Regions from separate parts of the Homo sapiens genome. Here region 2 is linked to region 1. Evidence: read pairs that join two places in POLR2A ChIA-PET (ENCODE). Cell type or tissue: PC-3. All regions are shown on one strand. Each heading gives the region's core, and the rest is flanking DNA. Links, peaks and the distances in the headings are about the cores only.

Region 1 (5,842 bases), core at 1,850-4,349:
CTGGATAGCTTAGCTCTTCAAAGAATTACAGAACTGGTGGCAAATGTGGAACAATATGACCCTGCTCCAGTAGGTACTGCCTTAAGATACCAGTAATGGCTTGTTTTCACAAAGTCCCTCTTCCTCTAACAAGCAGAAAGCACTCTATAGACATTGTCAAATAAGAATTTCGAGAAGTTGCTAGGCTACAAGTACTCTATGATTGTTTCCATTTTGCACAGGGATTCTAAGTAACTTGCTTATGTTCACATAGAAAGACAGCGGAAAAGCCCACTATATGGGCTTTGAAATCCCACCTGGAGGTTTGGGCTCCCAAAACAACTGACTTTGGAGCAACTGTATCACAAACATTCTCTCTATATGTAAGATTATTTAATCTAAATAACTGCAATGTGAAGTCTGGCAGTAGGACATCATCAATTAAATTTGAAACATATCCAGCTTCAGCTTGATTTAGTAACCCTAATAATCATAAAACCCAATACAATTGCTTCAAAGAGAATAAAATACCTAGGATACAACTTACAAGGGATGTGAAGGACCTCTTCAAGGAGAACTACAAACCACTGCTCAAGGAAGTACGAGGGAACACAAACAAATGGAAAAAATATTCCATGCTCATGGATAGGAAGAATCAACGTTGTGACAATGGCCATACTGCCTGAAGTAATTTACATATTCAATGCTATCCCCATCAATCTACCATTGACTTCCTTCACAGAATTAGAAAAAACTACTTTAAATTTCATATGGAACCAAAAAAGAGCCCATACAGCCAAGACAATCCTAAGCAAAAGAACAAAGCTGGAGGCATCATGCTACCTGACTTCAAACTATACTACAAGGCCACGGTAATCAAAACAGCATGGTACTGGTACCAAAACCCATATATAGACCAATGGAACAGAAAAGGGGCCTCATAAGTGATGTCATACATCTACAACCATCTGATCTTTGACAAATCTGACGAAAACAAGAAATGTGGGAAGGATTCCCCATTTAATAAGTGGTGTTGGGAAAACTTGCTAGCCATATGAAGAAAACTGAAACTGGACCCCTTCCTTATACCTTATACAAAAATTAACTCAAGATGGATTAAAGACTTACATGTGAGACCGAAAACCAGAAAAACCCTAGAAGAAAACGTAGGCAATACCATTCAGGACATAGGCATAGGCAAAGACTTCATGACTAAAATACCAAAAACAATGGCAACAAAGCCAAAATAGATAAATAGGATCTAATTAAACTAAAGAGCTTCTGCACAGCAAAAGAAACCACTGTCAGAGTGAACAGTCAACCTATAGAATGGGAGAAAATTTTTGCAACCTACTCATCTGACAAAGGGCTAATATCCAGAATCTATAATGAACTCAAACAGATTTACAAGAAACAAACAACCCCATCAAAAAGTGGGCGAAGGATATGAACAGACACTTCTCAAAAGAAGACATTTATGCAGCCAAAAAACACAGGAAAAAATGCTCACCATCACTGGCCATCAGAGAAATGCAAATCAAAACCACAATGAGATACCGTCTCACACCAGTTATAATGGCGCTCATTAAAAAGTCAGGAAACAACAGGTGCTGGAGAGGATGTGGAGAAGTAGGAACACTTTTACACTTTTGGTGGGACTGTAAACTAGTTCAACCATTGTGGAAGTCTGTGTGGCAATTCCTCAGGGATCTAGAACTAGAAATACCATTTGACCCAGCCATCCCATTACTGGGTATATACCCAAAGGATTATAAATCATGCTGCTATAAAGACACATGCACGCGTATGTTTATTGCGGCACTATTCACAATAGCAAAGACTTGGAACCAACCCAGATGTCCAACGATGATACACTGGGTTAAGAAAATGTGGCACATATACACCATGGAATGCTATGCAGCCATAAAAAATGATGAGTTCGTGTCCTTTGTAGGGACATGGATGAAGCTGGAAACCATCATTCTCAGCAAACTATTGCAAGGACAAGAAACCAAACACCGCATATTCTCACTCACAGGTGGGAATTGAACAATGAGAACACATGGACACAGGAAGGGGAACATCACACACTGGGGACTGTTGTGGGATGGGGGGAGGGGGGAGGGATAGCATTAGGTGATATACCTAATGCTAAATGATGAGTTAATGGGTGCGGCACACCAGCATGGCACATGTATACATATGTAACTAACCTGCACATTGTGCACATGTACCCTAAAACTTAAAGTATAATAATAATTGAAAAAAGGGAGATATTCAAAATATTGCTGACTGAACATTTTAAGATTGAAAAGACTTTAAGCTCAGTTTGTATATTATTTTCAAAAAGAAAACAGGGCTTTTCTGAAGAACAGAAACTATTAATATACTCTGCATCAATGACAATGGTAAGGAACTCAGTGAGTATTTGATGAGTCACACAATGCTGTCCAGGGGAGTGAGAGATCATCTCCAAACCCCCATTAGCTTTTATGTGGCCTCTTCGGCTTAAACTAGGAACCAAATGGACATAAGGCAGATTTACAAGAGAAAAACATATACATGTTGTTAGTTTTACATGTACATGGGGATTTTCACAAGAGACTGATGTCCACAGACATGGTCAAAGCAAAATGCTTTTATGTGTTTTGGACAAAGAATGAAAAATTTGTAAAGAAATGATGGGACAAGAGGACCTGGTTAGGGGCAGTAAATTCTAGGGAAGTCACTAGGAGATACATGGTGGGCGGGGTGTAAAACTACTGCAAGATAAGGGTTACTTCGGGAAGTTCCTTTCTTCAGGTCCATTGCAGCCCCCTGATTACCACTCTGGAGATAAAGGCTGTTTTCTCTCTCTGGTACAGGGACGGTATCCCTCCCAGAGGAATCTTTATGACTTGATGCATGCAGAAAGGGACAGGTCGTCTAGCCCTTTCTGAAACTCCAATTTCTCCAATGTTTTTAATTTGAAATAATCAATTTACCAATTTGGCAAATTTTGGGATGGTATATCCTTCAGTCCCTTAGCTACTTTGAAGTATTTGGTGGTGATATTGAATTATTGTGGTTTATGTGTTTTAATTATCTTGTATAATTATCTCATATAATTTCTCATATGAATTATTACTTGCCTGACAGATGCATGTGGTCTTTTAGCATTTTGTTAGCATTTGCAAGTTGGCAACTGTTCTCTTATATACATCATTCTCTCCATTAAATATCAGTGCAAGTGATTAAAGCTGGTAAAGAATAAAACAGGTGTCAGTATAATTAAAGTGGGACTTTAAAAACCAAACCAAATAAAGAAGAATGTAACAAAAATCATTTTTTGAGAGTTGTTTTGTATTTCAGGAGAGATGCATGAGAGATTATGGAGAAGATATCTAGTATCTAGTCCCTCCTCACTTTTTCCCTGACTGTATGAAAATGTCTCTCTACAGTTGCTTTGTTTGAATCAGGATCCAAGCAAGGCCCACATGTTGCATTTGGCTGATAGTTCTCTTAAAACTTTCTCATGACATTTATTGGTGGAAGGAGCTGGATCTTTTATTTTATTGAATATCTTAAATTCTGAATTTAGCTTTGTATACATGTGGTATCCTTTAACAGTTTTTTTTTTAATTTTTAAAAATTTTACTTTAAGTTCCGGGATACATGTGCAGAATGTGCAGGTTTGTTACGTAGGTATACATATGCCATGGTGGTTTGCTGCACCTATCAACCCGTCATCTAGGTTTTAAGCCCTGCATACATTAGGTATTTGTCCTAATTCTCTCCCTCCCCTTTTCCCCAACCCCTGACAGGCCTTGTTGTGTGTTGTTCCCCATCCTGTGTCCATATGTTTTCATTGTTCAACTCCCACTTATGAGTGAGAACATGCAGTGTTTGACTTTCTGTTCCTGTGTTTAACAGTTTTCTATATCCTACATAGATGGAAAAACTTGCTTATATTAGCATTTTTGTTTTGTGTGGTTTAAGGACAAGAATCTTTCATTGCTGGTGTTGTGCATGTCCTGTTGCATCACAGCAGGAGGCACATGTCTAGTCTTTTATTGATGAGAAGACATAAAAGTGGTGTGTTAATCCATTTGCATTGTTATAAAGGAATACCTGAGACTGGGTAATTTATAAGAAAAGAGGATAATTTGGCTCACAGTTATGCAGGCTGTACATGAAGCCTAGTGCCAGCATCTACTTCTGGTGAGACCTCAGGAAGCTTACAATCGTGGTGGAAGGCAAAGGGGAGCCAGCATGTAACATGGTGAGAGAGAGAGAGGGAGGAGGTACCAGCCTCTTTTAATCAACCAGTCTCACATGAACTCATAGACTAAGAACTCACTCATTACCATGAGGACAGCACTAAGCCATTCATGACCAAACACCTCCCACTAGGCCCACCTGCAACATTGGAGATCACATTTCAGCATGAGATTTGGAAAACACAAAATATCCAAACCATATCAGGTGGTTCAGGTGATACTAGCCTGATCCATTCATTATGAAAACCGTAGGCTTTATGATTTTAATAATTACTGCAAATAATTTTTTAGACCCATTCTCTTATTAGGTATTTTAACATGATGATTTTCTGCTTTCCACAATGGATGAATTAATTTATATTCCAATCAGTGATGAATAAGCATTCCCTTTTTTTCTGTGATTCCTAAAAGAACTTAAAATTACCATTCAAACCAGGAATCCCATTATTAGGTATATACTCAAAGGACTATAAATCTTTCTACCATAAAGACACATGCATGCATATGTTCATCGCAGCACTATTCGCAACATCAAACACATGGAATCAACCCAAATGCCCATCAGTAGTAGAAAGGATAAAGAAAATGTGGTATATATACACCATGGGATAATATGCAGTCATAAAAAAATGAGATCATATCCTTTGCAGCAACATAGATGGAGTTGGAGGCCATTATCCTAAGCAAACGGACACAGAAACAGAAAACCAAATACCACATGTTCTCACTTATAAGTGGGAGCTACTCATTGAGTACATATGAACACGAAGAAGGAAACAACAGACCCTAGGGCCTACTTGAGGGTGGAGGGTGGGAGAAGGGCGAGGATTGAAAAACTACTTATTGTGTACTATGCTTACTACCTGGGTGATGAAATAATCTGCACACCAAATCCCTATGACATGTAATTTACCTACATAACAAACCTACACATGTACTCCTCAACCTAAAATAAAAGTAAAAAATAAAAACTATTTTTCTAATTCTCTCATTTTTGCCTTTTATTGGCTAAAATTCTATTATAAACAAGAATTTTATCTCTTCTTTTAGATGAATTGATATTTTTATGATTCCATTTAACCTCCTGTATTGGCTTATTAGGTACATCTGTTTTTTGTTTGTGCTTTATTTTTAAGATTGCTTCAGACTTTATAGAATACTTCTTCAGCTTATTACAATTTACTTTCAAGTAATATTGTATTCCTTCACATGGATTAATAGTTTAAGAACCTTCAAGCGGTATACTTCTATTTCCCTCATTTTGCTATTTTTGTCCAACATTTACTTCTACATATATTATAAATCCCACATGTTAAAACCTTTTAAAACATTTTTAAAAAGTTGAAAAATAAAAATGTATATTTATTCATGTTTACCATTTTAGTGCTCTTCATTCCTTTCTGTAGATCCAGATATTAACCTGATATAATGTCCCATCTGCCTAAAAGACTAACAGTTATTGTAAGCAGGAATGCTGTCAACGAACTAGCTCAGCTTTTATTTTTATCTGGAAATATTTCACATTTGTGTTTGAAAGTTACTTTTTTTGAGTATAGAATTTCAGTTTGATGTTTTTCTTTCAATACTCCTAAGTTAATGTTTCT
Region 2 (5,842 bases), core at 1,129-3,628, 260 kb after region 1:
CCGTCTCTACTAAAAATACAAAAATTAGCCGGGTGTGGTGGCATGCACCTGTAATCCCAGCTACTCAGGAGGCGGAGGCACAAGAATTGCTTGAACCCAGGAGGCGGAGGTTGCAGTGAGCTGAAAGCACACCACTGCACTCTAGCCCCTGCGACAAGACTGAAACTCTGTCTCAAAAAAAAAAAAAAAAAAAAAAAAAAAAAAAGATGTATAGAGCCTTTGACCAAGATTTTTTCTTCTTGCAGTAATTCTTAGGGACATTCTGGCCAATATACACCAGGAAACACATGCACAATCCTTTAAAGCAATGTAAAAACTGAAAACAATTCAAATGTCCATTGCCAAAAGAAATGATAAATAGATCGTAGTATCATTCCTCAATGACATGCCGTACGATATTGCAAATTAAGAAGTCAAACATATTCATGAGGTTAAATCTCACAGTCAAACAAGCATAATGTTAATCAGAAAAAGACTTGTCATAAAATTTTATACAGCATAACAATGATACACATAATTGTGCAAAAGTAGACAATATATTATTTAGAAATTCAAGCAACTGTGGTAAAATTCTAAAGAAACGGAAAGGCATGAAACCCAAAATTCAAGATAAAGGTGTTATTTCAAGACAAAGCTTTCAAGATAAAGTGACTTTCAGAGAGTGGGTGTAACATCAAGATGAGGCACTGGGGCCTTAAAGTTATTGGTTTATGTCTTAAGATCAGTGTTGGATACATGTGTGTTTATTTTACATGTGAGTAACATAGATAATACTTATATATAAGTACTATCAAAATAACCATATCATTACTATTCTTTTGTATGTTTCAATAGTTGGTCATTTTAAAAAGTAGGAAAAACATTTATCTATAAGATGGCAGTTCTTTTTTTCTGGCCAAGGTGAGGTTTAAACTATTTTTAGATTAGAAGATTTTCCTGTTTTTGAATATGTCGAGGTCAGTGTGAGTGGTAGAGATTCTTTCAATTCTGATATCCTGTCCCAAATGAAAGCAGGTATTCTGAAACATGTCCTTTTGCAAGTAAACCAGAAAACTTACTTCTTGGAAAAGGTCTTTTGCTATTTCTTATACGGTCTAACAGATTCACCACTGATATTCAAACAGCAATAGGCACAGCTTTGATTTTTCTAAATGCAATAGATTAAAATTCACCTTTTCTCTTCATAGGACAAGTATTTTTTAAAATCCATTTTAAGTTTCCACTAGTAGAATTCTTCCTAATTTCCACATCTGTCTGATTAAAGTAAGCATCACATAATATCATAGTTGATATTAAACTAATACAAATAATAAAATGTAAAATACATTTTTATTATTGGCATTTAGTACCCCGAGAAAAAAGACTAGAGTGCAAATGAAAATTTCATTCTACACCGTTAAATCTTTTACAACAAACATGTATTATTTTTGTAATTAACAGGAACAAAAAGATATATAAATGATGTGTGTGTTATTAATGAGTTTATGTTTATGGACACAGTTTTAAAGTGTTTCTTCCAGTCAGAAAATTAGTTTTCTTTGTAACTAACATTTTGCGTTAGGCAAAATTGTAGAGAAATCAGCCTTTAGAAGAAACTTTCCACTTTGCTTTTCTTTTTGTAACCTCGTGTCATACGGTTGATCCACCCCAGGGCATTCACTCTCTAATCTCCTTCTGCCTGCTATAATTCTCCTCCTACGCAACAAAATTTCCCCTTCTGAATGTAAATTCCCACCCACTCAGCGCCCCTTTAGTTAGTGGTCATGAGAGTATCACAGGCTCGAATACAGGCAGCCCTTGCTTTGCGCTGTTCTGCTAAAAGCACAAATTTTGCACTCCTAGTACAGTCAAATAACATCAGTCCCCTAAAAACATGACTTAAATTTCAATCATCACGTATATTAACCATGTGTTTAAGTGCATAAAGTACACATTTTACAGCTAGCTCTCAGCCTGTAAATCGCTAGGTAAATATCAAAGGTGCATCAAAATCCGTGATCAATCACATCACTTCTTTGAAATGCTTGCAATGATTGCTCACTGTGCCTCTGCTATTCAGTTCAGGTACAGGTAGCAAATGTGTAGTTGTGTCGCTTCCTTGTCTCTCAGTGATAAGCCCACGTGACATTTTACAAAACTGAGGAAAATGGCCCAAAAAAAAAAAAAAAAAAAAAAAGCACAGCAAAGAAATGAAACGTAGTAATTCTGGAAGTGAAATTCAAATCCAACGTAAAAGAAGAAATGTTAAACAAGAAATAGCTGACCACAGGAATGTGGATGCTGCTTGAGTTCATATTCTCTAGATACACAAGGAAAAATGTATTGAAAGTAAGCTTATTGACATAAATGAGTCAAGTGGTCAAGGCTAAAAAGAGGGAGATTTCCCAGAGGAAGTGACGCCGGTGAAAATCTTTACATTAAAGGAATATTTCTCAATATTGAAAGTGCCGATGATAAAATGTTAAATGCTGATTCAACCTAAGAAAAGAGTATGACAGTTTGGCAAGGCATAGAGAAGATGCTCATTCTAATATCATAAGTTATATGACAAGATGGCAAGCACTATTAAAACTACTCTTGATAAGTTTTTTTACAAACAAAATATTGCAATTCTTAATATGCCTAATGATATAAGTTACAGCGTACTGAGTAAATATTAGTTTTACTTTTTTATACCATACATTGTTATATACTATATACATTTTAAAACAGAAATAAGAGAGTTTTTAATTTTATTAAACATTTTTAAAGTAAAGAAGCCTGTTTTATTTTTTCTGTTGACTCAGACCATTTTGCACAGTTTCAACTTGCATGGTCATTTTCACAGTTCTGAATTACCATGCAAAATGCTGGCTCCCTGTATTTGACACTCAGATGTCTACCACATTAATTGAAATGGAAGCAGCAGCAAATATTGGAAACTAATGGAACTTAGCATAAAGCCCTGACTGACACTTGTCCCCTTTGTGATCTTCACTTTCACTTCACGGCTCAGCTGTAGTTTTTCCATTTGTACAATAGATGTTAGTAATAGCACCCTTTGTAGCATGGTTGTGAGGATTAAATAAGATAAGGAAATGCAAGCAGTAAATTATAAAGCATAATATAAATATTAGTTACTATTAAGGAGCACAAGATTTTGAGTAGGTTAATATCTCCTCACTCATATTCATATTCTAAAATGCAGCAATTAGTAACATAATATACTCATCCAAAGAAATGAACACTAAATAAGAAATTTTCAAACCGTACTGAGGATCAGTGTTTTAGCAAACAACATAGGATATTTAAAGATAGAAATAAGCCCTGGAACTTCTTAAGTCCTACGCCAACCTCTGCTCCATATGTATAAGTTCTATTAACAGATGTTTATCCCCATATCTAACCTTTTTCTCATAGTATCATTTGTTATCTATGTGACAGCTTTGGAAAGTGTAAATAATCTAGATCCACAGTAAAATTTACAAATGGGTCCCAAATTATACTAACTTAATTGTAATCCCAGGCCATAGAGTTGGTTTCAAAAATGCTCACATGCAAGCCCTTATAATGAATGGGTCAATTTATTGGCTGAATAATAAAATCCAGTCTGCCTATAGTGCCCACAACCTCTCATGCTCTAATTTCAGTAATTAGATGGTTTACACACAGGGTTGATGCCATAAAAAAGCGATCAAAAATGGGTTGGCTCTCAGAAGGAAGGAGAGGAGTAAGCAGGATTCCGAATACCTGTATCCCCAAACGGTGCAAGCAAAAATCTTGCGGTTCTCAGGCAAGATGATGTTACCCAAATTTTTAAAATTTACTATGGAACATATAAAAGTAGAATAGCCCACTATTCTATTTATAAACAATAAAAATATTGTCCAGCCTCTGCAATTATCAACATTTTGTTAAACTTGCTCAATTATACTAAGGATCAGCAAACTTTTTCTGTAAAGGGTCAGATAGTAAATAGTTTCAGCTTTGCAGACCATATGGTCCCAGTCACAACTATTCGACTCTGTTCTTGTAGTGTGACAGTAGCCATAGACAATATATAAACAAATGACGGTGGCTGTGTCCCAATAAAATTTTATTTACAAAAACAGCCTATCCCCGCCACCCACAGGCAATCACTCTTCTGATTTCTATTTTCACAGATTAATTTTGCCTGTTCTTGCATATCACAAAAACGTACACTTTTGCTTCTTTTCCTGAGCATAAATTTGAGATTATTCCACATTGTTGTGTATATCAGGAGTTCAATCTTTTGATTCTTGAGTAGTATTCTGTCATATGAGAATAACATTACTCTGTTCACTCAGTCGTCTGTTGATGGATATTTGGGTTGTTTCCAAGGTTTTTTCTATTATGAATGAAACTAAATTAAACATTCTTATTCACATTTTTTTTTTGAGTCGAAGTCTCACTTTGTCACCCAGGCTGGAGTACAGTGGCGCAATCTCAGCTCACCACAACCTCCACCTCTCGGGTTCAAGCGATTCTCCTGCCTCAGCCTCCCAAGTAGCTGGGACTACAGGTGTGCACCACTGCACCCGGCTAATTCTTTGTATTTTTAGTGGAGATGGGGTTTCACCATTTTGGGCAGGCCGGTCTTGAATTCCTGACCTCAGGTGATCCGCCTGCCTCGGCCTCCAAAAGTGCTGGGATTACAAGAATGAGCCACCGCGCCTGGCCCTTGTTCACATATTTTTATGTAACAAAGGTTTAGTTTCCTGAGAGTGGAACTTAGAAATCATAAGGCAGGTATATGATTAGTTAAAAGCTGCTATTACAGTGGCTGTACCATTTTATTCCCCCTCCAGGAATATATAAGAAATCTAGTCGCTCTACATTCTTGTAAACTCTTGGTATTATCAGTCTTTTTAAAATTTTAGCCTTTCTAGTGGTTTTTTAATGATATTCATTGTGATTTTAATTAGCATTTCCATGATGACTGATATTTATAAGCATCTTTTCAAATGTTGGCCATCTCATACATTACTTTGGTGAAGTATCTAAGACTTTTGCCCATTACTAATTGGGTTGTTTGTCTTTTAATTACTGACTTAATTAAACATTTGAGATTTAAATATTTGAGTATCTTGTCAGATGTCATATTGGAAATATTTTCCCAAGGCTATAGTTTCCTTTTCTTAAATAGACTTTACTCTTTAGAACATTTTTAGGTTTACATAAAAATTGCTCAGAAAGTACAGTGTTACCAGTAGCCTCTCTCACTGCCCCCACCCCCAACAGTTTTTCTTGCTATTAACAGCTTGTATTACTGTGGTGCAGTCTTTGCAATGGATGGACCAATGTTCATACATTATCATTAACTAAAGGCCATAGTTGAATTAGAGTTCACTCTTTGTGTTGTACAATACCACGGGTTTTGACAAAGGCATAATGTCATGTATGCATCATTACAGTATCATATGTTATGTAACTCTAGAGTTAATAGTTTTATTAACTTAAAAATGCCCTGTACTCCAATTATTTGTCCCTACCACCTCCCTCCCCAAAAAACCTGAAAACCACTGATCTTGTTACTGTCTGTATACTTTTGCCTTCTCCAGAATGTCATACAGTTGGAATCATATAGTATGTAGCTTTTTCGGACTGGATCCTTTCACTATGCAATAGGCATTTAAGGTTTCTTCATGCCTTTTCATAGATTGATAGCTCATTTATCTTCATTGCTGATTAATAATAGGTCATTGAATATATGTACCACAATTTGTAGTAAACATTCATCTATGGAAAAACACCTTAATTACCTCCAAATTCCCAACCTGAGTCTGTGGCTCTGGGCTTTGATCTTGGCAAGTCCTTCTCAATTTACCCCACCCCATATGAG

Evidence for each region. ChIA-PET counts read pairs that join two places held together with the same protein. Peaks named below come from ENCODE experiments on the same cell type or tissue, not always from the same donor. Only the 100,000 strongest peaks of a DNase experiment are listed, where the experiment ranks them.
Region 2: POLR2A ChIA-PET joins it to region 1 with 25 read pairs; 4 of 35 experiments call an interaction of 5 or more read pairs at or near these places.

The regions. Positions count from the first base shown.
Region 1 is chr13:47,430,241-47,436,082 of GRCh38, reverse strand. No RefSeq gene overlaps it. Among named protein-coding and RNA genes, the nearest start is that of LINC00562, 500 kb to the left of the region's middle. In PC-3, for the core only: no CTCF peak of the experiment used is centred there; no DNase peak of the experiment used is centred there.
Region 2 is chr13:47,164,737-47,170,578 of GRCh38, reverse strand. No RefSeq gene overlaps it. Among named protein-coding and RNA genes, the nearest start is that of HTR2A, 270 kb to the right of the region's middle. In PC-3, for the core only: no CTCF peak of the experiment used is centred there; a DNase peak (open chromatin) is centred at 2,388; H3K4me3 peaks cover 1,662 bases; H3K27ac peaks cover 2,302 bases.